Regions from separate parts of the Homo sapiens genome. Here region 1 is linked to region 2. Evidence: read pairs that join two places in POLR2A ChIA-PET (ENCODE). Cell type or tissue: B cell. All regions are shown on one strand. Links, peaks and the distances in the headings refer to the core of each region. The heading gives the core; the rest is flanking DNA. Region 1 overlaps GOLGB1 (golgin B1). Region 2 overlaps ILDR1 (immunoglobulin like domain containing receptor 1).

Region 1 (13,075 bases), core at 924-5,923, 260 kb after region 2:
CACTGTAAATATGTTGTGTATAATATGAAATATGCAAAAGTATAAACGTAAAAGAATGAAGTTTTTAAAAAGCCTTGTCCACACCTTGGGACCTCCCAACCCAATTTGACAATCACGTAAAGATACTTCCTTGTTTTTCAAGAAGGTCGTTGGCATTTCTGGCATCCAGACTCTGGGATGCAGCCTTTCTTAAACATGATCTTTAGAAGATTTTTTTCAACCTTCTGCTTGAGTTTTATAGGCCCCCTTTCTTTTTCTCCCTTTGATTAATGGATTAATTAAAGGGATGTTGACTTTATCCTTGTTTATAAAATAAATCATTCATTAATTTCTCTAGGTTAATTACTATTAGGAATACCACTGATCATTACATACCAGTCTGTGGTTAGAAACCATTATGTAAAAGGAGACTAAGCTCTATATTGCTGTATTTTTAATTAAGCTATTTTAAAATCAGCTATATGCTTTTGATAAAAGGAAATTTAATACAGAAGGATACAATGTAAAAAAAGTCTTTTTCTTTTCTATCTACTGATCTACCCATCTCCATTCCCCACTTCCCAGAAGTAAGCACTGTAAATAATTTCTTGGTTATATTTAAGAAACTTTCTGATCATAATAAAGCACATGATAATATATACCCCCTTCTGTCTTTCCCACAAGTGGAATCCTAATACACATGCTTTTGCCATTTAGTACTGTATATTAGGCACTTTCAATATCCATGGGTATAAAACTACCTCATCCTTTCCATGGCTACACAGCAGTCCTTTGTAAAAATATAAAAATAGTATTTAGCCTGTCCCCATTGATGGACATTTAGATTTTCAGTCATTAGCCATCAAAACACTGCTGTAGTGTTTTGTTATATAACATCCATGTGTATATATGTATATATATACATATATATACGTATATATGTATATATATACGTATATAGACATATACGTATATATACGTATATACACATATATATACATATATACGTATATACACATATATACATATATACATATATACACATATATATACATATATACATATATACATATATATATACACACATGGATTTTTGTTTTGTTATGTAACATCCATACATAACATGTTTTGTTATGTAACATCCATATATATATATATATATATATATATATATATATATATATATAACATCCATGTATATATATCTTAGGGCCCTTGTGTGAACCTGTCTGTGGTATAAACAATATGGAATTATTTGGGGCCATACTAATATGAATCATTTTAGTTTACTTACTGCTTTAAAAAAAAGTACTTACCTAACTATTAACATAGTGCCTTTATCCCTTCATTCTGTTTTCAACCCGAGTAAAGAATATTGGATAATGAGATTATTCAGAAAATAAAATATTTTCTGTGTATCTTCACCCACCAAGAAGCTTTGTCGAACTATGTGACTGGGGAAATTACTTAACATCCCTCTGCCTTAGTTTACTCACCTTAAAACTGGGAATATTGACGGTACTCCCTCTTGCGGTTGTTTTAAGAATAAAGTGAGTTAGGCCGGGCGCAGTGGCTCATGCCTGTAATCCCAGCACTTTGGGAGGCCAAGGCGAGTGGATCACTTGGAGTCAGGAGTTTGAGACCAGCCTGGCCAACATGGTGAAACCCCTGTCTCTACTAAAAATACCAAAAATTAGCCAGTCGTGGCAGCGGGTACCAGTAATCCCAGCTACTGGGGAGGCTCAGGCAGGAGAATCGCTTGAACCCAGGAGGCAGAGATTGTAGTGAGATCGCGCCACTGCACTCCATCCTGGGCGACAATAGTGAAACTCCGTCTCAAAATAAATAACATTAAATAAATAAATAAATAAATAAATAAATAAAGTGAGTTAAATAACGAAAAGTAAGTTATGTGTAAAGATATTGGAGCAGTGTTTGGCAGGTCACGCTGTGTATGTATGTTATAGCTACCACTTACAAATTCATTTAATTAAAATAGTGGCTTCTGCATCATGAAAAATAGTTGTTCATTTTCTAATTGTAAAATTATGTCATAATATCGAATGTGTTATTTCCAGCTATACAGCACTACCCATTAGCCCCTCAACTTGGTTGAAAATCACTTTGAGATTTAAGGAATTAAGGACAGCTACTGAGGCTTAACTAAATAAGCATGAAATAAGTTTGAGGAGTCACCTCAACTGAAACCTAACCACCTTCTCTGTGTTTCTGTGGGAAAATGTGATTTAAATTCCAAAGTAGATGGCATATATGCATATATACACAGGCATGCACTCACTGTCTTCAGTTATTTTGCTTATTTTCCTGTGCATATTGTTCTGTTTTCGGTGGCTAGGGACATGCTTTATAATTCTTTTTATATTTTTATAGTTCCTAGCATAATGCTGAACACCAGGTGGTTGTTATAAGAATAATCATTGATAACAGTGAAGACTTGGAGAAAATAAAACTTACTTAATTCTGAGTGCCACTTCAACACATAAGTGTTAAGGTCCTGTGGCAGGGTTTGTGAAAGCTGTGACCAGCATAGACTGAGGAATTGTTTTATTTGCCTTAGTGTTTTATGGAATCCCTGGCCTTGGCATGAAGCTCTGTGTTTTATTCTTTTCCTTAGTTGCTATTCATTATTTTGGTGCCTTATAAAATAACAGCAAGAACATTGTCCAACAGTCATACATATTCCTTACATGAATTTATGACTATGAATATGACTATTCCCCTTTATTAATCTTTACATATATGTATACATATACATACACGTATACATATGTATATATATACATACACGTATACATATGTATATATACATACACGTGTACATATGTATATATACATACACGTGTACATATGTATATATACATACACGTGTACATATGTATATATACATACACGTGTACATATGTATATATACATACACGTGTACATATGTATATATACATACACGTGTACATATGTATATATACATACACGTGTACATATGTATATATACATACACGTGTACATATGTATATATACATACACGTATACATATGTATATATACATATACATACATAGATTTATGACTATGACTATGAATATTTTCCCCTTTATTAATTTTTATCTATACATTTGCCCATTTCTGTCCTCAGTGAGCCTAATAGAGGGGAGTACCCATCTTTCTTCATTTAGCTTAAGCATGGCTACTTACTGGCTTTCTTGCCCTGTAGTTCCCAACCTTTGAGCTACCAAAAGCCTACAACTGTGGGTGAGATGCCCTTCCATTTACATTTCCAGATTATTCCTTTAATGTCAACAGCTGTAGAGTAGGGGGCATTAGAATGGTCCTTGTTAGTCTTCATTTTAAGATGAGGAAACTGACGCTTTAAGGTGACTTACTCACTATGATGCAGCTTCTTATTGAGCCAGGACGGAAAACTCAGTTCCTTGGCTTCCAGTTTGGTGCTCTTCCCACTATGTCACCTGCTTTCCTGTGGATCTCTGAGACTGTTGAATCAATCTATGAGAGACTCCTTTTGTCCTGCCTGAACAGTACATCTCTAGCACTCTCTCAGATTTTTATCTCATTTAAATATTAGTCTTTCCTTTCTTAAAATGTACATATTTTTAAATGGTTATGTGAGAAAAGTAATCTATTTTTCCTTTAAATAGCTTTTTGTTTTATTCTATCAATCTTTTTAATTTTTTTTTTTTTTTTTTTGAGACAAGGTCTTGTTCTGTTGCCCAGGCTGGAGTGCAGTGGTGTGATCATAGCTGACTGCACTCTCAAACTCCTGGGCTCAAGTGATCCTCCTGCCTCAGCCTCCCGAATATCTGGGACTGCAGGCATATGCCAGTATGCCCAGCTAATTAAATTTTTTTTTTTTTTTTTTTTTTTGTAGAGACAGTCTCACTATGTTGCTCAGGCTGGTCTTGAACTCTTGAGCTCAAGCCATCCTCTCACCTCAGCCTTCTAAGGTGCTGGGATTACAGGCGTGAGCCACCCTGCCTGACTGCTATTGTATTATATATTTAACTGAGGGACCTTGAAATGTCTTAATTTCTGAGTGTCAGTTTCCCTCTATAAAATGGGGATGATGATAATACTTATCTTACAGATTTTGTTAAGATTAAAGAGTATATAAAGTGGTACAGTCACTTTGCATTTAAATTAAATGTTTCTCAATTGTTGCCATTAATATTATCATTATTATCCTGTGTTCATGTGTATGTGTTCCTCATTTGCTATGATATTCAATGATATTCAGTAGGATGCTGATGGGCACGCTCCTTTCTAGGGAGGGTCAATCAGAAACTCATGTGGTAGTGGTATGGGTTTCCATAATGGATTTCATAATAATTAATGATATTTGAATTACTAGAATAAATCCACTTGGTGATAATATTTTTCAGTATCTAGTCAGATTTAGTTTGCTAATATTTTATTTAATATTCTAATTAAAATTTATTAGAATGTTGTCATCAGTATTCATAGGGAGATGGTTTGTAATTTTTCATTTTCTTTTTCTATGTTTTGGAGCAATATAAACAGCAACTTCTGTAGCACTTAGATTATCTCATTTTTGACAATTTGGTAAAGTTTTCTAATAGCAACTATTTCTGGTGTTTTAGCATTGGTGACTTATTTTATAATTTTTCCATGGAAATATGTGTATTTATAATTTGTATTCCTAGAGGTATTAATTTTGATTAACTGTATTTTTTTTATTATACTTTAAGTTCTAGGGTACATGTGCACAACGTGCAGGTTTGTTACATAGGTATATATGTGCCATGTTGGTTTCCTGCACCCATCAACTCGTCATTTACATTAGGTATTTCTCCTAATGCTATCCCTTCCCCAGCCCCCAACCTCCAACAGGTCCCAGTGTGTTATGTTCCCTGCCCTGTGTCCAAGTGTTCTCATTGTTCAATTCCCACCTATGAGTGAGAACATGCGGTGTTTGATTTCTGTCCTTGTGATAGTTTGGCGAGAATGATGGTTTCCAGCTTCATCCATGTCCCTGCCAAGGACATTAACTCATCCTTTTTTATGGCTGCATAGTATTCCATGGTGTATATGTGCCACATTTTCTTAATCCAGTCTGTCATTGATGGACATTTGGATTGGTTCCAAGTCTTTGCTATTGTGAATAGTGCTGCAGTAAACATACATGTGTATATGTCTTTATAGTAGCATGATTTATAATCCTTTGGGTATATACCCAGTAATGGGATCACTGGGTCAAATGGTATTTCTAGTTCTGATCCTTGAGGAATTGCCACACTGTCTTCCACAATGGTTGAACTAATTTACACTACCACCAATAGTGTAAAAGCATTCCTATTTTTCCACAACCTCTCCAGCACCTGTTGTTTCCTGACTTTTTAATGATTGCCATTCTAACTGGTGTGAGATGGTATCTCATTGTAGTTTGGATTTGCATTTCTCTGATGACCAGTGATGGTGAGCATTTTTCCATGTGTCTGTTGGCTTCATAAATGTCTTCTTTTGAGAAGTGTCTGTTCATATCCTTTGCCCACTTTTTGATGGTGTTATTTTTTTTCTTGTAAATTTGTTTAAGTTCTTTGTAGGTTCTGGATGTTAGCCCTTTGTCAGATGGGTAGTTTGCAAAAATTTTATCCCATTCTGTAGGTTGCCTGTTCACTCTGATGGTAGTTTCTTTTGCTGTGCAGAAGCTCTTTAGTTTAATTAGATCCCATTTGTCTATTTTGGCTTTTTTTGCCATTGCTTTTGGTGTTTTAGTCATGAAGTCTTTGCCCATGCCTATGTCCTGAATGGTATTGCCTAGGTTTTCTTCTAGGGTTTTTTATGGTTTTAGGTCTAACATTTAAGTCTTTAATCCATCTTGAATTAATTTTTGTATAAGGTGCAAGGAAGGGATCCAGTTTCACCTTTCTACGTATGGCTAGCCAGTTTTCCCAGCACCATTTATTAAATAGGGAATCCTTTCCCCATTTCTTGTTTTTGTCAGGTTTGTCAAAGATTAGATGGTTGTAGATGTGTGGTGTTATTTCTGAGGGCTCTGTTCTGTTCCATTGGTCTATGTATGTGTTTTGGTACCAGTACCATGCTGTTTTGCTTACTGTCGCCTTGTAGTATAGTTTGAAGTCAGGTAGCGTGATGCCTCCAGCTTTGTTCTTTTTGCTTAAGATTGTCTTGGCTATGCAGGCTCTTTTTTGGTTCCATATGAACTTTAAAGTAGTTTTTTCCAATTTTGTGAAGAAAGTCATTGGTAGCTTGATGGGGATGGCATTGAATCTATAAATTACCTTGGACAGTATGGCCCAGTGTGCTGTAATTCTTATTCATACATATTCAAATTATCCTTTTAGCCAATGGGAACCTGTGTCCTTTGAAAGCTTCCTATCTTGTATGACAAGATGTTTCAGGATCATTTTGTACATTTCCACTTTAGAAATGGAATTAGCCATTTCTCTAAGAAAACCTTCTTTTAAAAACTTTTTTAAAAATGGGAAAGAGTATTTCAAGACCCCAATCTAGGCACTAGAGATATTCATTGCTTCTCAGTTTGTCATTACTTTTAAGCCTTTTTGGTGGACAGAGCTAGGAAAATATGTGAACAAATATAAAATACTGAATTGTCATTTCACACTGAGTGTTCCTATTCAGATTCAAAGATTAGTTTGTATTTCGGGGTTCTTAATTTCTTCTGTATTACATCTGTATCTTCTTTTCATAACTGAAAATACAGAATTAGTGTATCCATAATTATCATTTGCTTTAATTCTACATTTCACATATAGTAATCTAGGAGTGATGATACGAATATCACCACCACAACCACTTTAGACGAGATCGGGTGTGTTCAGGATGGTATGGCCGTAGACAACAACCACTTTTAATTATTGAAAACTGTTTAAAAATATTTTTTATTTTTTGCATATGCTATTCACATTCTTCCCGATTTTTTTTCATGGTTGTCCTATATATTGTCAGAGCATATAATCATTACATACTATGCTGTCTCTCCTCCAGTCTTTACTTAGTCTTAATTCTGTTAGTAACCGTATATTTAATGCTCACCACTAGTTCTTATAATGATGTTTCTTTAGTCATTTGGATTGCCTCAAGTTTTGCCTCTAGTAAATTCTTTAGGAAAGGCTTAAGGGAATATTCATATTTCATGAATTTTCTTGCTCGTTCATAACATTTTGTCTGTGTTTTTTATATCTAAAGTTTGTGTTTGCCAGAAATAGAATCCTTGGCTCACTTTTTCTTTTCTTGAATATCTTAAATTTGTAACTCATTTTTTTTTTCTGGCAAAAACATTGCTGTTGAAAAATCTAGTGCTTTTTTTTCTTTATCTTACTGGTCATATGATCTTTTAGCCTAAAGCCTAAAGGATTTTTTTAAGTCCAGTAATTTTACTAGAGTGTTTTGTTGGTCATTCTGAGTTGACATTCTGAGGTACATTGTGGGCTCTTTCAAGATGTAGTTTCAAATCTTTTTAAAAAAAATTTTCAAATAAATATTCTTGGATTATGGTTTTTCATATTTGTGCTGTTTCTTTGCTTTGCTTTTCTTCTTCAGGGAATCCTGTTATTCACATTACTTATCTTCAATATTTATCTGTTTCTCGCAAATCCTATGTAACTCTTAATTTCTTACATTTTTTAAAAATAAACAAATTATTAGGAATTATTTCAGATCACTACAGAAAGTTTACTACAGAAAATTTGCAAAGATAGTGCAGAAGTCTGGTGTATCCTTTGCTTAGTATTCCCTAAGATTAACATGTGACATTAGCAGTGTACAAAATTAAGAAACCAACATTGGTACATTAATATTAACTGAACTCCAGACGTTGTTCACATTTCACCAGTTTCTCCATTAATGTCCATTTTCTGTTCCAGGATTCAATTCAGGATATCATGTTGCATTTAGTTCATTTCTTTTTCATTTGTTTTTTAAATATGAAGACAATTGTAGAGTCACATGCAGTTGTAGGAAATAATCAGAGCTCTTTTATACACTTTGTTGTTTCTTCCAGTGGTAACATTTTGCAAAACTAATACATAATATCACAATTAGGATATTGAGATAGATATATTCCCCAGTTTTACTTGTATATTCATTTGTATATGTATGTATGTGTATCATTAAGTTTTGCAGTGTTATATCACCTGTGTAGGTTCCTGTATCCACTGCCACAGTCAAGATATTGAACAGCTGCAACACCACAAGGATCCCTTGTGTTGCCTTGTTATGACCACAGTCACTTCCCACCCCAACCCCTCTCTAACCACTGGTAATCACTCATCTTTCCTCCATTTCTAAAATTTTGTCATTTCAAAAATGTTATAGAAGTATGGAATTGTATAATATGTAACCTTTTGGGACTGGCTTTTTTTCATTCAATGTAATTTTCTGGAGATCCATCTAAGTTGTTGGGTCCATCAGTAGTTCGTTGCTTTTTATTTCTGAGAAGTATGTGATGGGATGTATGTACCAGTTTGTTTAACCATTTGCCTGTATATATCAGTTTGCTTAACCGTCTATTAATAGAAATAAAGCTGCTATGAATGTTTATATACAGCAGGTTCTCTTGTGAACTTAAGTTTTCTTTTCTCTAAGATAAATGCTGGGGAGTGGAATTGAGGGTCATAAGGTAGTTGCATATCTAGTTTTTTAGGTCATTTCTTTTTGATTTTTAAAATTATCCTTCATTTCAACTTTGCTTTTTTTTAATGACATGGTTTGTTATATTTACTCATTTTCTTGTTCCTTCTAGTTTCATCTTCATTTCCAAAATGATTTTTTAAATTTTTCAGTCACTTCTTGTTTTCACTTTATTTCTGGGTTTTTCTATTTCTGATGTTTATTTTTTCACATCTTATGTCATTTTTAATGCCTTTTAGTTCCTTCAGTAGATTTAAGTGGTTATAGTTTTGAACTGTTTTTTTGAGCATGGCTCTCTGACGTGCTTCCATTTTCTGTCGGGATGTTATCATGATCGTTTTCCTCCTTTTTTTTCTTCTAGTAATGTATCTGAATTGTGAGACTTTTCAGTTGCTCTTTTTTTCTTTTTTGTGACAGGGTCTTACTCTATCACCCAGGCTGGAGTGTAGGGGTGTGATTATGGCTCACTGCAGCCTCCACCTCTTGGGCTCAAGCAGTCTTCCCACGTCAGCCACCTGAATAGCTGGACCTACATGCATGTGCCACCATGCCTGGCTGACTTTTTAAAAAAATTTTGTAGAGATGGGATCTTGCTATGTTGCTCAGGCTAGTCTTGAACTCCTAGGCTCAAGTGATCCTCCCACCTCAGCCTCCCAAAGTGCTAGGATTACAGGATGAGCTAGCACGCCTGGCCTCAGTAGTTCATTTTTAATATGAATTTAGTGTTGCTGAACTTTTAGAAAGAGATTTTATACAGCTTTTCTAACTTGATAAGGTTTCCTCTTGTGCTATTTTCAGACATTGTTCAACTATATGGCAGCTGGATTTCTCGGATTTCCTGCCTTTCTTTCCTTGCCACTTTCACCTGCTCTTTATCTGGACCTCCTCTTTCCTTAGTCACTTAATTTTAATTCTCCTCTCAGCAGATTCTCCTCAGTGTGGGACCCTATCCTGGAAGAGAGCCCCAACTCTTCAGTTCTGAGAATTAATAAAGGTCCAGACTGCCTCAGCTCTTTCAGCCCTCGTAGGCCCCTGGCAGGTACCTGTTATTGGAATGGGAAGACCCCTCCTTGTATCAACTACTGTTCTGTAATTGGCTTGGCGCATTTGCCAGTGAATGCCCACTGGCTCTTTTGAGGTCCTCTTGGTGTTGTACTCCTCTGGCTTCCCTCAATTTCCTCCCAGTTGAACACCAGTGACACCCAGATCTTTTGACTATTGGCGGTTTGTCTATATCCACGTTTATTTTGGGGTTTGTAGGAAACTTTGTTAAGTAGTTTTTTGGTAAAGGCTGTCCATGGATCTTTTGTTACCTAGTTGCTTTGTCTGTTTTTATGTGGGAATAAAGGAAGATACAAAATCCATGGGGCCCCTTGCTACTCCCATCTTCTCAGAATCCCATCAGTTGGTTATTTTGTTTTCTTTGTTCCAAAGTGGTCTGAAAAATCTGAAGATAAAGTGATTCTGTTTGATAAGTTAGGTTCCATTATGATTTTCTTTGATTAGCAGAAATCTATATGTTTAAGAAACTCTTTAGTGATGGTATTCATTTCCTTCATTAAAAGTTAACCAAAGAAAATATGATCTCTAAAGTTGAAAAGAAAGTTTAGAATCTGTATACTGCTGAATTGTGATTTTTTAATCCTGACTATAGCTGTGGTTCTCATATCTTGAATAAATAGTTATATATGGCCCTATGTACTCATGTATGACACTGTGTTGCCCTTCCAGTATTTAGATATGAAGTTATATATGATCCTGCGCTGCCTTCCTAGGGAACAGTTCACTTTTTCTATTTCTGTCTCACGTATCTTTTCCAAGTGATGTGCTACTTAGATTACCCAAGACAATCTATTAAAAAAACAGGTATCTCTCATCACTTCTTTCTTAAGAACCATGGCTGCCCTAAACACTATTATTATCCCCAGTAGAAGAAAACTGTAGCAGAGCCTAGTTTCATTTAAGTGTTTATTTTGTACAATAGTTTTTATATTTCTTCTTGCTGAGGTTTTTTTTTTTTTTTGAGACGCGGTCTTGCTCTGTTGCCCAGGCTGGAGTGCAGTGGTGCGAATCTTGGCTCACTGCAACCTCCACCTCTCAGGTTCAAGTGATTCGTCTGCCTCAGCCTCCTGAGTAGCTGGGATTACAGGCACGTGCCACCACACCCGGCTAATTTTTGTATTTTTAGTAGAGACGGGATTTCACCATGTTGGTCAGACTGGTCTCAAACTCCTGACCTCGTGATCCACCCGCCTCAGCCTCCCAAAGTGCTGGGATTACAGGCATGAGCCACCACGCCCGGCCCCTGCTGAGGGTTTTAAAAGCCAAATAACATTTTATCACAAAATGTAAAATTAGGCATAATCACGTAAACTAATGCTATGCATAGTCCAGTTCTATTTTGATTTTTCCTATCAAAGCATTAATATGCTTCTCATTTTCATGGACTTTATGGACTAGCAGTTGACACTGATCTGAATATGTAGCCTACACAGTGGTTATAAAAGTAAATTGATTTTGGAATAACCTTAGATTTACATACAACTTGGGAAGATTAGACAGACAGTTATTGTATACACAAAGCATCCTCTAATGTTAGCATTTTACACAACCATGGTAGCTTTTTCAAAACAGAGAACATAGGTGCAATGCCATAAACTAAACTATAGGTAGACTTCATTCAGATTTCACCATTTTTTCCAGTAATGTCCTTATTGTGTTTCAGAACCTAATCCAGGATACTGCCTTGCGTTTATTTATTTATTTATTTAGAGGCAGGGTCTCACTCTGGCACCCAGGCTGGAGTGCAGTGGTGCGATCTCAGCTCACTGCAACCTCTGTCTCCCAGGTTCAAGTGATTCTCCCATCTCAGACTACCCAATAGCTGGGACTACAGGTGCATGCCACCACACCCGGCTAATTTTTGTATTTTTTAGTAGAGACGGAGTTTCACCATGTTGGCCAGGCTGGTCTCGAACTACTGACCTCAAGTGATCTGCCTGCCTCGGCCTCCCAAAGTGCCAGGATTACAGGCGTGAGACACTGTGCCCGGCCTACTTTGCATTTAATCAGCATGTCTCCTTGTCTTCTCTAATCTGTGACTGTTTCTTAGTTTTTTGTTGTTTTTCATTACTTTGACAGTTTTGAAGAGTATTGGTCAGGTATTTTTAGAATGTCCCTGAATCTAGGTTTTCCCAGTGTTTTCTCATGATTAGACTGGGCTTACGGGTTTTGCAGAAGAATACCCCAGAGGTAAAGTACCCTTCTCATCACATTATATCAGGGGTTACATGATATTACGATGACTTATCACTGGTGATGTTAATCTTGATCACTTGGTTGAGGTGGTGGTTGCCAAGTCTCACCACTCTGATGTTGCTGTTTTTCTTTTTTCATATTCTATTCTTTGGAAGTGAGTCACTAGGTCCAGCCTATACTGAAGGAGAGGGAATTAAGCTCCATTTTTAGAGGGGGACGTATCTACATAAATTATTTGGAATTCTTTTGTAAGGAAGATTTGTCTCTACCATTAATTTATTTAATGATTTATTTATATCAGTATTGACTGATGGGTATTTAATTTTTTATTTGGGTTATAATCCATATAATCCAATATTATTGTTATTTATTCTGTGACTCAAATTATTCTAGCCTTGATCATTGGGAGCTCCTTCAGATTGGCTCCTGGTCACATACCCCATTTTTTTTCTTTTTCTTTTTTGAACACTTCCTTACTTTCTGGCTCTCTGCCCCAACCCTAGATAGGCAGCCATTTCTCCAAGGAGCCCTAGTTCCTTTTATTGGAGATTGGCAATTTAGAAATCGAGATCTGGATGCGCTCATTGCTACTGAGGTGTTACTGTTTCTAGGACTTTTCAGTGGACACGGCTAGAATATATATTTCTCTGTAATAACTGATTATTTATAATGCATACATATCTATACTTATTTCTGCATTTATCTATTTACATATATATTAAAATAAACATGAGTTCATACTGATATCTCTGACTCTAATCCAGTACCATGGGGTTTATCCTAGCTTTCTTGCCTTATTTGTAACTTCTTTCACTGACAGTAAAAAACCTGAATCTCATTATCTACAATTTACTTACTCATTTAACCCTAGTGTACAATGAAGTAGTTTCAGAATTGCTAACCCATACCACTGTGAGAAAGAAATTTACCAAGCAGAGTACAGTGTTTATGTCAGTTCTTTTTGTCTTTATCCTTATAGTACCCAGTCAAAACACCATTTTTGTTTCTTAGGTTAGCCCCATCTCCTTCAGTGAGGTTATATCATATATTTATAATATAGTTAGATCTATTTGTCACAGTCTGCATTCCATTTTTGGAACTCCTGACATCCTGGCTGAGGTTTTAAAAAAATTGTATACAATTATGTTTGCTCTTTGGAATGTACAGTTCAGTGA
Region 2 (13,075 bases), core at 3,528-8,527:
AGTAGCATCAGCATCTCCTGGAAATTAGTTAGAAATTTATATCAATTGCTGTGTGCAGTGGCTCACGCCTATAACCCCAGCACTTTGGGAGGCTGAGGCTGGAGGATTGCTTGAGGTTAGGAGTTCAAGACCAGCCTGGGCAACATAGCAAGACTTCATCTCTACTAAAAATTTAAAAAGTCAGGCATGGTGGTGCATGCCTGTAGTCTCAGCTACTTGGGAGGCTGAGATGGGAGGATCACTTGAACCCAGGAGGTCAACGTTGCAGTGAGCCATGATTGCGCCACTGCACTCTAGCCTGGGCAACAGAGCAAGACTGTATCTCAAAAAAAAAGAAAAAAAGAAAGAAAGAAAGAAAAAAAGAAGGCCAGGTGCAGTGGCTCAGGCCGGGCGCAGTGGCTCACACCTGTAATCCCAGCACTTTGGGAGGCTGAGGCGGGTGGATCATTTCAGGTCAGGAGTTTGAGCCTAGCCTGGCCAACATGGTGAAACCCTGCATCTACTAAAATACAAAAATTAGCCAGGTGTGATGGTAGGCGCCTGTGATCCCAGCTACTTGGGAGGCTGAGGCAGGAGAATCCCATGAACCCGAGAGGTGGAGGTGGCAGTGAGCTGAGATCGTGCCATTGCACTCCAGCCTGAGTGACAGAGCGAGACTCTATCTCAAAAAAAAAAAAAAAAAAGAAAAGAAAAGAAAAGAAAAGAAAAGAAATAAAAAATGCGTGTCTCTGGGCCTCACCCAAGTCCTACGGAACTAGAAACTCCTAGCATAGGGTTCAGTGATCTGGGCTGTCACAAGTCCTCTGGTGATGCATACTCAAGTTTGAGTACTAGTGCTCCACACTAAACCTCCCACTAGAGAACCCCTTCACAACTTGGCCTAGAAACCAAACTAACATAGGAATGTTCCAAGGTGCTGGTTATGTCTGGACCCCTGACTGTGCCAAAGTCCCACCTGACATTTTGGTGCTACCTAATCCCTTATCAAGGCACACCTGGAGCTTTAAGTATGCCTGTAGGTTTGGAGGGTAGGGAGAGGACATTTTTTAAAAGGAAAAATCTCCTCTTAATTTCTTCAAGTCTTTCTTGATCCAGTTTGTCACATCTGTTTTATTTGCTCTATGCTTATGCTCACTGCCTGTACTGCTGAATTTCCACTGGTTAATATATTCTTAGTCATTCATTCCATCATTTATTCAACAAGCATTTGTTGGGTGCCAAGTAGGTGACAGGCACAGTACTGGGCACTGGTATTTGAGCAATGACTTTGAGAAGGCCGACTGCGTTTTTCTCTGAGCCCACAGTTAGCAGACCATCAACAAGAAGCATGAAAAGTGCTGCCTAGGGGTAGGTTGGCGCACTTAGGAAAAAAATAGGGAGGCCCCTCTCCCAGATTTGCAGACAGGAGGGCTGCTGGAGAAGGTAGGGTTACAGACACAGAACCCTGTCTATGGGGTAGACAGAAGTAGAAACCCTGTTCAGCTGAGGTCCCAAGGCACGAATCATAATTAGCCCAGGGAAGAGAGTGGAGCAGTGGCAGGTGATGTGGAAGAGTGCTCCAGGCTGAAAGAGCTGCACCTGGAGAAGAGAATGGTCTTAGCATGGGAAGGACTGAAGAAAGCTCAGAATGGCTGACCCCTCGATGGGACGTGAAGGGACACGGGGCAGACGAGAAGGGCAGTAGGCTGACCTAACGGGTTTCGTAGGCCTGGTTAGGGAGCTTGAACTTTATCCTTAGGAAACGGGAAACCATTTTAAGAAGAGACATGATGTGAGGAAAAAAATATATTAGCAGTGTCACTTCTGTACAAATGTGGCTTTATTTTGATACAATCCTTATATTGTTGTTGGATATGTCATCACTGTTAATGCACTGTAAATTCCTGGGAGTTTTCCTCACTCCTTTCTTCCTATGTCCCTCTGAGGCTGCTGAGTGCGTTCTCACCCCACCCCACCCATAGCCTGCCCAGGTGAGTAAGAACCCAGACTCTGTCTGTGAGCTCCTAGCCAGGTCAGGCAGGATGGCAGGCAATATCTTTTGCCCATTTGCATTGTTTTTCTTACCCATGAGCAGAGTAGGTCACCTTCAGCATTTTCTCCTGCTCTTGGCTTTAGGGTGCCTGTCCTTGCTTGTGACGGTCCAGCACACAGAACGCTATGTCACCCTGTTTGCCTCTATCATCCTCAAATGTGACTACACCACCTCTGCCCAGCTCCAGGACGTGGTGGTGACATGGCGCTTCAAGTCCTTCTGCAAGGACCCTATCTTTGACTACTACTCAGCGTGTGAGTATCCTTACCCCCTTGGCCCTCTGTGGGTCCCAGACACCTCTGTGACATACTGCGGTTAGGGTTGAGGGATTATTTAGGATTACAAATCTTGGTAGTGAGGAGAAGACACAAAGATCACCTAATGTAGTTCCTCTGTTTTATAGATAAACAAACGGAGCCCAGGTAGATGAAATAATGTATTCAAGGTCACATACTAGTTTATTTTAAAATTTTTTCCTGCTTTGTTCTCAAAAAAATTTAAAGAAACTTAAACATTAGGGAAAAGTCCTGCCTCCCTGTCCATTCCTGGTTCCATGCCAATGTGCTGAGCTGATGATGCAGGCCCGCCTCCCCTCACCCCCACCACCTTAGAATGCAGGCAAGAAGACTCTACACTCAGCACAAATGATGAGTGGTCATTTGTGAAGTCTCTTGCTCCTTGCTATATTCCCTTCTTCAGTATGCCTTCGGGAAGATGGTCATTCCTCTGCTGACTAAGCCCTCCAGTGCCCCCCCAGGCAGCCCTTTAACTGTGGGAAGTCTCTTAGTGCTACACAACTCCTCCTTAGAGTTGGCCAGTCCTGCCTTTCAGTAACAACTGCCCCAGGCATATGGGTTGTGCTGTCTGGATCAGAGCCCTTTCCTAGTTGCCCATTTCTGCCTTCTCTCAAAGAACAAAGGAACCTAGAACCACCCCACTGTTAGCACCAAGACAATTAATTTTTTGGAGATTTTGAGAATAGAAGTAGACACCCTGTTCATAGGGAAAAGTGAGCCTCCTGAGAAGAAGCAAATGGAGAGGGAGGCATTAGTCTTCACCTTTTTGAGCCCTTGAGCTAATGTCTCACAATATGATTTGAGTAGAACCTCAAGAGCTGTCTGAGCCACCCACTGAGTCTGCCATTGTCCCCAAAAGACTCCTCTCTAAATTGAGGCATTGTTTCCTGGGGGTTACTCTTAAAATGCCTGGGTTAAGTGGCCAGGGAGGAGAGGCTAGGGTAGCAGGCATTTGCCAGGGGCAGATTTAACAGCTCTCAGACCCTATATTTTCTGTTTTGGTTTTTTTTTTGTTTGTTTGTTTTTGTTTTTGTTTTTGTTTTTGTTTTGAGATGGAGTTTCGCTCTTGTTGCCCAGGCTGGAGTGCAATGGCGTGATCTCAACTCATCGCAACCTCTGCCTCCTGGGTTCAAGTGACTCTCCTGCCTTAGCCTCCCGAGTAGCTGGGACTACAGGCATGTGACCTTATGTTTTAAGGGCAGGTGGATGAATTCCATGGGAGCAGAGAGAGGCTGGGGTGACTCTGAAAATGAGACAAAGGAAGTTGGAATAGGAGATGGGGAGTAGAGCCGGCATGAAAATGATGGTCAGGAGTCTGGCTGCTCAAAATGTGGTGTCTGGTATCACACAGATTCTCATTAGAAATGAGAATCTCAGACCCCACTCTAGACCTGCAGAATCAGGATCTTCGTGATTAACAAGAGTCCCAAGGGATGAATAGTCTTGGGAAAAATTGAGACACTTCACTGTGTCTCACGCCCGGAGCAGGAAGGGAACCTTTTTTTTGTGGGAACCCCCTATTGCTGTGTGACTCTAGTGTGCCCTCTCTCCTCAGCATACCAGGCAGCTTTATCCCTGGGCCAGGACCCATCCAATGACTGCAACGACAACCAGCGGGAAGTTCGCATAGTGGCCCAGCGGCGGGGGCAGAATGAGCCCGTGCTGGGGGTAGATTACCGGCAGCGCAAGATCACCATCCAGAACCGTGAGTGCGGGGGAGGTGTCAGGGGAACTGGGGGTGGGGGGAGGTGCAGACACCAGGCCTGGCAGGCTGAGTCAGCATGGGATTTCCCATTTCTTTCTGCTGCCTGTTGGTCTACTTGGTCACTGTCATTGTTTGAGGAAAGTGCCAGCTTCATAGAATGTGCTGCACCAGCTGAAGTGACTTCCCTGGAAGTTGGTCTCTGGACCAGAGGTTGTTCTGTTGCTATCTATAGCTTTGGCTAAAGGTCTAGGGGTGAATGGTTCCCTTTGCTTTCCTGAGATTCAGGGCTAAGTTGTGGATCAGGTTTCTTTGATTCCTTCCACAAATTGCTCTCAGGGCCTACTGAAACCCCAGGTCCCTGAGTTTCCTTCCGGCTATTCCTGTTGTTCACATGGAAGGAAATAGGGTCCTCTGAGCAGATGACCACCTTGAGACCACTGTCCTCCACTGATAGAAGAAAGAACACTGGGCTTGGACTAAAAAGCCCCAAGTGAGAATCCTAGTGCTTCCTCTCACTAGCTCAGTGACCAGTGATCAGTTATTTTCTTTGGCTTCTGTTTCTTCATCTGAACGACAGGCATCATGGTATCTTCCTCCCTACTCCAAAGTGAATATCTAGCGCGCTATGTGAGAGCTGTGTCTAAAGCCTATCTATTCTCTGTGCCCAGTGCAGGGAGTAGTGGTGAGAGCCCTGACTCTGGAGTCAGGTGCGGGTGTGCATCCCAATTCTGCATTTACAGGGTATATGAACCTGGGCAAGCCTCTCCAATTTTTTCAGCCTCAATTTCTATAAAATGGGACTTGCCATAGTACCTAGCTCATGGAGATTTGTGGGGACTAAGGTAATATGTATAAAGCATTTAGCAAACAGGAAGTGGGCAGTAAGCATTAGTTATCACTCCGTGTACTTTTGGATAAATGGCTTAGCTTAGCTCCTCATATTTCTATTGTGTAATCCACAGTTGCTGCCATAGAGTAGCACATAATTCAGAGCCTATTTCAATGGGCTTTATGTGCTGTGTTAAATAAATATTTGTTAGTTAAAAGGGGAAAAAGGGAAGAATACACCCAGTGGGCCACTCATGGTGGCCATCGCTACAATATCAAGGAATCAGTGAATATTCTGACTGTTTAAAGGTAGGTCACTTAAGGGGAACCAGTTTAATAATTGCTTTCAGTTTTGTCTATAACACTTAAGTCTGATTTTTTTTTTTTTTACATTCGGCATCTGATTTTCCCCAAGCCAGCCCTCAGTTTTAGGGTACATCTGTCCTTCTTTTCTAGTCTTCAGGGGCATCTTCAAAGATCCAAGGTGGTTCTGCCTTTTCCAAAGCCAGCAGAATTTGTTCTTATCTGACCTCAAAGTTTCAAGCCTCTTTAATTAGCAAATTACCTGAACAGTTTCTGAAGGATGGAAATCCCCATAGTAGCTAGTCCCTGCTCTTATTATTTTTTTTTTTCTAAAAACGTGAAGGTAAATACCTTCCACTACTCCCACTCCCAGCCACCTTTGGCTCAAACCCTGCTTCATTCTTACTACCACAGGAATGCATTAGTATTCTCCTCTGTTTTTATTTCTGTCTCCAGGCTTGTTGTGACTTCCTGAAGCCCTTGTTTTCTGACACTTTTTTGCCTATGCCTGCATCATTTGAGATGACCCTGTCAAATCAGTCCTTAGATCCTTTAAAATATTAACATATCTGAAAACTCTTCTTACTCTGACACCCCTAAAATACTCTTTATGTCACCAATAAAAATTAGAGCAGATTTACAATACACATCATGCCCTGAGGGGGAGTTTTTTAAAAGCACTTTCATCATTTTTCCAAGTCTGGGGTAAGCTTATTTCTGGGAAAGGTAGTGGGTTTGGAAAATAGCGGGTAGGAAAAAAATTGTAGATATTGACGTAGAAAGAGAAGGAAACAGAAGTCAAAGTTAGGTCCACTGGTGCGTGACCTTGCATTTTTGTTTCATTTCCTCAATAAACATTTCTTGACAAACAGATAATAAAGAATTGCAGATATTACCACCAACCTAGCAGGAGCAAGTCTGTAATGCTAAGGTTCCGTGGCATTTACTGTGGGTGGGGGAGCTGGAACTGCCTGCCGCTGCACTTCACACGGAGGCTGCCCTGATGCCTTTGACTGGATTTTAAACCCTTTCAGGACAGAAGAGGGTCTTGTTTCTCTTTACATCTCCTCGGTGCCTGACATAATGCTGGACCCACAAAAGGGCTTTAGTGAATATTTATTGACTTTGCTAAACTTGAACATAAATATTAACCATTCATTTTAAATTCCTTGTAGATGCTGGATATTAGACATTTGTCAGATGGATAGATTGCAAAAGTTTTCTCGCATTCTGTAGGTTGTCTGTCCACCCTGATGATCTTATAAGTGGAAGCTGGATGACGAGAATGCATGGTCACATGGGGGGAACAATACACACCGCGGCCTGTTGGAGGGTGTGGGGATGTAGGAGGGAGAGCGTCAGGAAGCACAGCTAATGGATGCTTGGCTTTATACCGAGGTGATGGGATGATCTGTGCAGCAAACCGCCATGGCACATGTTTACCTGTGTAACAAACCTGCACATATACCCCTGACCTTAAAATTAAAAAAAAAATGAATGTACAGCAAATATATATATAAACCATTCATCTATCCTAATGGAGGTACACAAAAAACCTGAGTGCCCACTAGAACTGAAACTCTTCTTGAGTTACATTTACTTTTAAAATACTGGCATTTTATCTTTATTCAAGTTCATCTCATACCTGTCCTTCAGGATCCAGAGATAACTGCTCATTTTAGGCTGATAAGGGACCCAGAATGTGGAGTTTTTCCACCCAATTTAGAGAAGACAGGAAAGCTTGGTGGTTAAGAGTACCAGCTTTGAGGCAGAGAGATGTGGGTTTGAACCTACCTCTGATGAGCATTGTCTCCATGTTATTAGGCCAGTTCCTTTGAGTCTTGATTTTCTTCATCTGAAATGCAGCTAAATAATCATTTCCAGTGTACCAGTTAGGATTAGGTTTGATTGCGAGTAAGTAAAAGCCCCATATACTGGCAACTTAAACAGTATTTTATTTTTAACTTTTTTTTGAGATAGGGTCTCACTGTGTTGCCCAGGCTGGAGTGCATTAGCACACTCATAGCTCACTGCAGCTTCAACTTCCTGGGCTCAAGCGATCCTCCCACCTCGGTCTCCAGAGAAGCTGGGACTATAGGCACATGCCACCATGGCTGGATAATTTTTTTTTTATTATTTTTTGTAAATACAAGGTCTTGCCATGCTGCCCAGGTCTTGAGGGTGTCATGGGTTAGAAACCAGTGCTCTCTCCTCTGACACTGGCACTTTCTCCCTCCTTACTGTGTAGGAGCAGATCTCGTGATAAATGAAGTGATGTGGTGGGACCATGGAGTGTATTACTGCACCATTGAGGCTCCAGGGGACACATCAGGAGACCCCGATAAGGAAGTAAAGCTCATCGTCCTACGTAAGTGCTACTGGAGCTTTCTATTCAGTCACCCTCACTGCCGTAACACTTTTACTCACAGGAAAAAAAAAAAAAAACCAGAAATAAGCAAGCCTAAGTTCTTGTCATTGGATTATCAACCTCTAAAGTTCCCTTATCAAAGCTAAACTTTTACCTTTTTGCCAGTATATTGCTCAACTTTAACCTGTAGGTCAAGAGCTGTGTTTATGAGACCTCTAGGATATCAGAACTGGAAGTATTCCCTCCCCCTGAATATTTAGTTCAACCCCTGCTTGGCTTCTCCCCTGCAGACTGGCTGACAGTGATCTTCATCATCCTGGGAGCCCTCCTCCTCCTGCTGCTGATTGGAGTGTGCTGGTGCCAGTGCTGTCCTCAGTATTGCTGCTGCTATATCCGCTGTCCCTGCTGTCCTGCCCACTGCTGCTGTCCTGAGGAAGGTGAGAGGGGACAGACAAGCAGTGGAATGGAGTGGATTAGGGACCAGGACGTCAAGCAGATCAGCTTCAAGTGCCAGGTCAAAGATTCTTCCAGGTTCTCCTCCATGCCCTTCTCCCATCATAGGGACAGAGGACATTAGCCTCAGCCCTGAAAATGATGCCTGGGGAGGCTAGGTAGCCACATGGAAGGACATTTGCCTGTCCACTCCTCAGGCTGCCTAAAGCATCTCTCAGATAGCTCTGCCTACTGATGGCATTTCCTCTGCAGCCCTGATGTACCTGTGCTTCGATCTTCATTCCTAGCACTGACCTCATTTAGACATAAGGTGGGCTGGAGCGAGTGGTTTAAATAAGCCAGTAAGAGAGAAGGCCACTTGTAAAGGAAAACAAAACTGTTTTTTCCTATTCTCACATGCCACTCGATACTTCTGACACCAAGTGTGTGTGTGTTTTCCCCACACAAAAAGGAATTACTCAGCGCACACCAACTGAATGTCCTATAATTTAACTCAATTCTGATGCTATTTACCTGGAAATAGCACCAGACCCCACAGGTGGAAGGCTTAGTCCCACAAGACTGCCCCCTACTTCAGATGCTAATTGCAGTTGCAACTAGTAGGTTGTCACCTGTGCTTCTGAGCAAATGGCTATAAACTGGGAGTTACAATGACCCTTTCCTCCAGTTCAATTAATTTGCTAGAGCAGTTCACAGAATTTAAGGAAACAGTTTACTTATGTTTACCCACTTATTACAAAGAATATTTAAAAGAATACAAGTGAACAGCCAAATGAAGAGATGTATAGAGCAAGGTATGTGGGAGCGGGGAGGGGCTTCCATGTCCTCTCCAGGTGTGCCACCCTCCCAGGACCTCCGTCTTCAGCAGCCAGGAAGCTCCTTGAACCTAGTCCTTTTGGGTTTTTATGGAGACTTCATTACATAGGCATGATTGATTAAGTCATTGGCTATCAGTGATCAAGTCACCTTCAGCCACTCTCCCCTCTCCAGAGGTCAGGAGGTAGGGATGATTTCTGTTTTTTCTTTTTTTTTTTTTTTCCTCCTTAACTTAATTTTTGGCTGCCATCTCCGTTTTCTGACTCAACCTGTCTGGGGCAGGACCTGAGAATTTTTATTTCTCTGGCAATCAAAATGAGTGACTGAGGCATAAGTCTCAGATCATTGAGGTTTATTGAGCTAGCTTGAGGGCATACCCAGGGAAAAAACATAAGTCACAGATGCATCTGTGGCTGTTTTTTTTTTTCAAAGAGGTTCCCAGGAGGTTTAGTATTTATACATTTTCCTTAAGAAGTGGGAGGCAGCAATGAAACAAATGATTATATACTTGTGAAACTTTAGTTAGTGCCCAGCAAATCTATATTTTACATAAGATAAGGTGAATATTAGAAAAGGGGAAAAGAAGAATTAGACCTTATCTTGCCTTTGTTCTGTACCTGGGAAGATAAACTAGTAATTGACATTATCCACGTGGAGTCTTTTGAAAGGGGTGGTCACTGTGAGAGGGGATATAATGAGGTGAGTCTGACCTCCCATCCCGTCATGGCCATGAACTTAGCTTCCAAGATTTCTCTGGGGTCCCCTTGGCCAAGAGGGGGTCTGTTAGTCATTTGGGGGCTTAGAACTTTATTTGTATTTCTTATCTCAAAAGTTTCCAGGTGATGTGCTGCTGCTGGTAGAGGAGCCACACTTTGAGAATCCTTGAGTTAGGGCAAGGGAAGAGGGAGCAGATGATCTTGCTTTCAATGTGATCTTCCTTTGGACTAACATCTGATCCTTTAAAACAGAGCTATAACAGAATTATGCCCTAAAAAATGTTGGCTACAGAATACATGGTAAAGGCAAAATAATACAAAATTATTCTATAAAGTTATTTTCTTGGTCAAATAGATGGAATAGCACCAACTGCTTTAAATAGAAGGTTTTTAATTTTTTTTGGCTTCTATTTTCAATAACATTTCCTCTTCCAGATGATCTAAATAAAGTACTATATTGTAGGAAATTTGAGAAATTCAGGAAAATGTAATGACTCATCTGAGTACCCAGAGATAACCACCTTTATCAGTTTGATCCATTTGAAAGGAAATTTTTTAAGGGAAAAATAATGAATGACCTATTAAGATAGAAACAAAACCTGATCTACAATGTGAAGAAAGTCGGTGGCCTGAGTCTGGTTTCAGGCCTGTGCTCTGAGGTTGCTGTCTTACAGGAAAAGAGAACTAACTTTTATTGGATGTCTGATGTGTAGTCCCCTTGCATACGTTTCCTCACTGAATCCTCACAACCACCCTAGAAGGCAGAAGTCATCTCTTTTAAAAGATGGGAGACCAAAGGTCAGAAAAGCCCCACAGCTAGGAAGTAGCAGTGGTTTTGCAGAGTTGAATCCATGTTCATCTGACTTGTGAGAGTCTGCATTCCTACAGCAGAGACTGCCACAGCCTCTGTAGGTGGATCACTGTGGGATTGGCTAAGACACCGTAGGAGGGGAAAAGTCGTGGAGGATGCAGCATTGGACTGTGGGGCCCCCTACCTTTCAGGGATCTTAGGGAGGAGGCCATGGAGAAATCACTGTCACTGGAGTAATAATATGCAGGATGAGATAAGAAAAACCCGCCCAAGATGCCTGCTTAGACTCCCTAGGTTCGTGGGGCACTAAAAGCAGGCAAGACTGGGGACAAAGCTAACACAAATGATAAGTGCACCACTTATTAGTAAACTAATAAATGGAGGTTCTGCGGGAGAGTTGTTTCTCCTGAGGGATTAGGTTCATTTTAAAAAACTAGTAAAATCAAGAAATGTAGATTACAAAGATCCCTGAACTTGGGCCGATGAGGTCACTTTCAAAGTGAGTCACTGGGGTAGACTGTCCTGAGAAGTTTGTTGACAAGAAGAATTGCATGGAAGGGCATGAGTTATTAAAGAAAGCTCTTTGGTTAGAGGAGTAAGGAGTTATTGTTGGTGTTTGTAGAATAAGGTAATCCTAAACATGTTTATAAGCAAAGAACCAAGGTTAATATCAAATGAGTAAAGTGAAGCATTAAGAAGTGAGGTCACTGATGAGTGATGAAGCTGGTAGGAGTGGCCTCAGCCCTACAAGGAAAGAACTGGCCTTAGAAAGGGAGCGGAAGGGAAAGGGAAGCAGCCTGGCCTCTGAAGACAGAAAGGAAGTCATTAAAATGTGGAGGATGATTAAGATGTAAGGGAGGAAGCTGAGGGAGCTCACATCTGCCTGACTCGATTTCAGCAAATCAAAATTCTAGATGCAGAAGGAAGCTTCAAGAAACATGTCAGTGATTCTTGAACTTCTTTGATCACATCCCACCTCCCCAACCTGCTCCCACTTTCTAGTGAGAGTTAAAAAAGGATTAGAGAGGAGAAAAATGAAAATAAGACCAAATTTTAGTAACCCTTGATAGTTCACCTAATAGTGGTAAACAGCCCTCTGTAGGACTTAAAGATAGACATTTTTGAAATGGAAACGTATTTTTTCCCTAAGAACTGGAGAAACGGCTTTCATCCCTAGAGCAGTTACTGGCCCTCCTTACTGGAGAACCTCCAGGCATGCCCAGCAGTAGGCCACAGCCACAGTGAGACTCTCTGATCTCTCCTGCCCCATCTCCTTCTGCCTCACAGCTGAGGGAAGTGAAGTCGAGGGAGATTTTTCCACAATTACTTGTTACAGCCTGTTAGCAGTGGGCCCTGGACTAAACCTAGGTTTCTTGGCTCCACGTTCAGGGCTGGTTCCTCTTCATCAATAGAGATGAAGTCATCAGCAGAAAGTTCACAGGCAGGGGAAGACCTAAGAGGTGGGGAATGTTTAACCTGCTGCTATAGAGGAGGGAATGCATGTTTGAGAGGTCAAGAAGGAAAGCCCTATTGGGAGGAGGGCTATTTGAGGTCAATTGCCTGGTTGGGACCCAGAAGCATCTGCTGGTAGTTTCCTAAAGCTAAAATGACAAGAGTTCAAAGGGGCATCAGATTCTAGGAAACACCTGAGGATGTCCCAGAAATGACTGGTCAGTCAAATCAGGGAGGACTGGTAGTTTTGGAGAAAGCAAATAGACTAAGTGACCATAGGTTAAAAGAAGGGCAAGGGCTGGGCATGGTGGCTCATGCCCGTAATCCCAGTACTTTGGGAGGCCGAGGCAGGCAGATCGCCTGAGGTCAGGAGTTCAAAACCAGCCTGGCCAACATGGTGAAACCCTATCTCTACTAAAAATACAAAAATTAACTGAGCATGGTGGTGGGCGCCTGTAATCCCAGCTACTCGGGAGGCTGAGACAGAAGAATCGCTTGAACCCCAGAGGCGAAGGTTGCAGTGAGCCGAGATCGTGCCATTGCACTCCAGCCTGGGTGACATAGCGAGACTCCATCTCAAACAAAACAAAACAACAACAACAAAAAAAACAAAACAAGGGCAAGAATGGGTTCTGTAAGAGTGGAGAGGGGATGGTAAGGAATGGTGACCAAAGGGTTGTTGAGAATCCTCAGCAGTCAATTCCAAGTTGACTCCTACATTATTGGAACAGGGAGCTTGTTGAAAATACAAATTTTCTTGCCTTGCATTAGACCAGCTGAAGGAGAGTCCCTGGGAGTGAGGCTCAGAAAGCTGTATTTTTAACAAGCTCATTAAGGGTGACTAAGGCAGATTTTACTCCACTGAGGTTAAAAGATAACTTATTGGGAGTCTTTTGCAGCTTTGTTGCCTTATCCAGGTTTCCTACTTTTATTGCCTATCTGATTCCCCATTAGGTGAGCAACAGATACCCCTGATAGCCTAGACATCCCGTGAGGCTGTTTTCAGGGATGCAGGGGAAGGCACGCAAGAGAAAAGCTCAAAGGCTGTGTCTTCCATCCTGTTTCATTAGTTTTAGTGCAAGAAGGAAGGGTGAGACCCTGGAAAAATGGTGTGGCAGCTAAGGGAGCAGGTGAATTAATCTCTGGACTGTGTGAAAAAAACTCAGGGAAATGTCAGAAACACTCATGGAGGATCTGGAAGGGTTGTTAGAGAGTTATTTGTGGAAGGAGTCCCATTAGTGAAAAAATCATTTGAGGAGCAAAGAGGAAGCACAACTCTGCCTTTCTCCCTGATT

The links. ChIA-PET counts read pairs that join two places held together with the same protein. Peaks named below come from ENCODE experiments on the same cell type or tissue, not always from the same donor. Only the 100,000 strongest peaks of a DNase experiment are listed, where the experiment ranks them.
Region 1: POLR2A ChIA-PET joins it to region 2 with 6 read pairs; 3 of 35 experiments call an interaction of 5 or more read pairs at or near these places.

Annotation. Positions count from the first base shown.
Region 1 is chr3:121,735,242-121,748,316 of GRCh38, reverse strand. All of the region lies in intron 1 of GOLGB1 (golgin B1), which reads left to right. Among named protein-coding and RNA genes, the nearest start is that of GOLGB1, 8.0 kb to the left of the region's middle. In B cell, for the core only: a CTCF peak has its summit at 1,468; no DNase peak of the experiment used is centred there.
Region 2 is chr3:121,996,202-122,009,276 of GRCh38, reverse strand. It overlaps ILDR1 (immunoglobulin like domain containing receptor 1), which reads left to right. Exons shown (of 8, transcript NM_001199799.2): 2 at 2,116-2,286; 3 at 3,884-4,033; 4 at 7,413-7,532; 5 at 7,823-7,969. Among named protein-coding and RNA genes, the nearest start is that of ILDR1, 20 kb to the left of the region's middle. RefSeq lists enhancers at 2,864-3,365, 4,065-4,184, 11,642-11,751, 11,782-11,861. In B cell, for the core only: a CTCF peak has its summit at 5,713; DNase peaks (open chromatin) are centred at 4,056, 5,346 and 5,996; H3K4me3 peaks cover 1,735 bases; H3K27ac peaks cover 2,021 bases.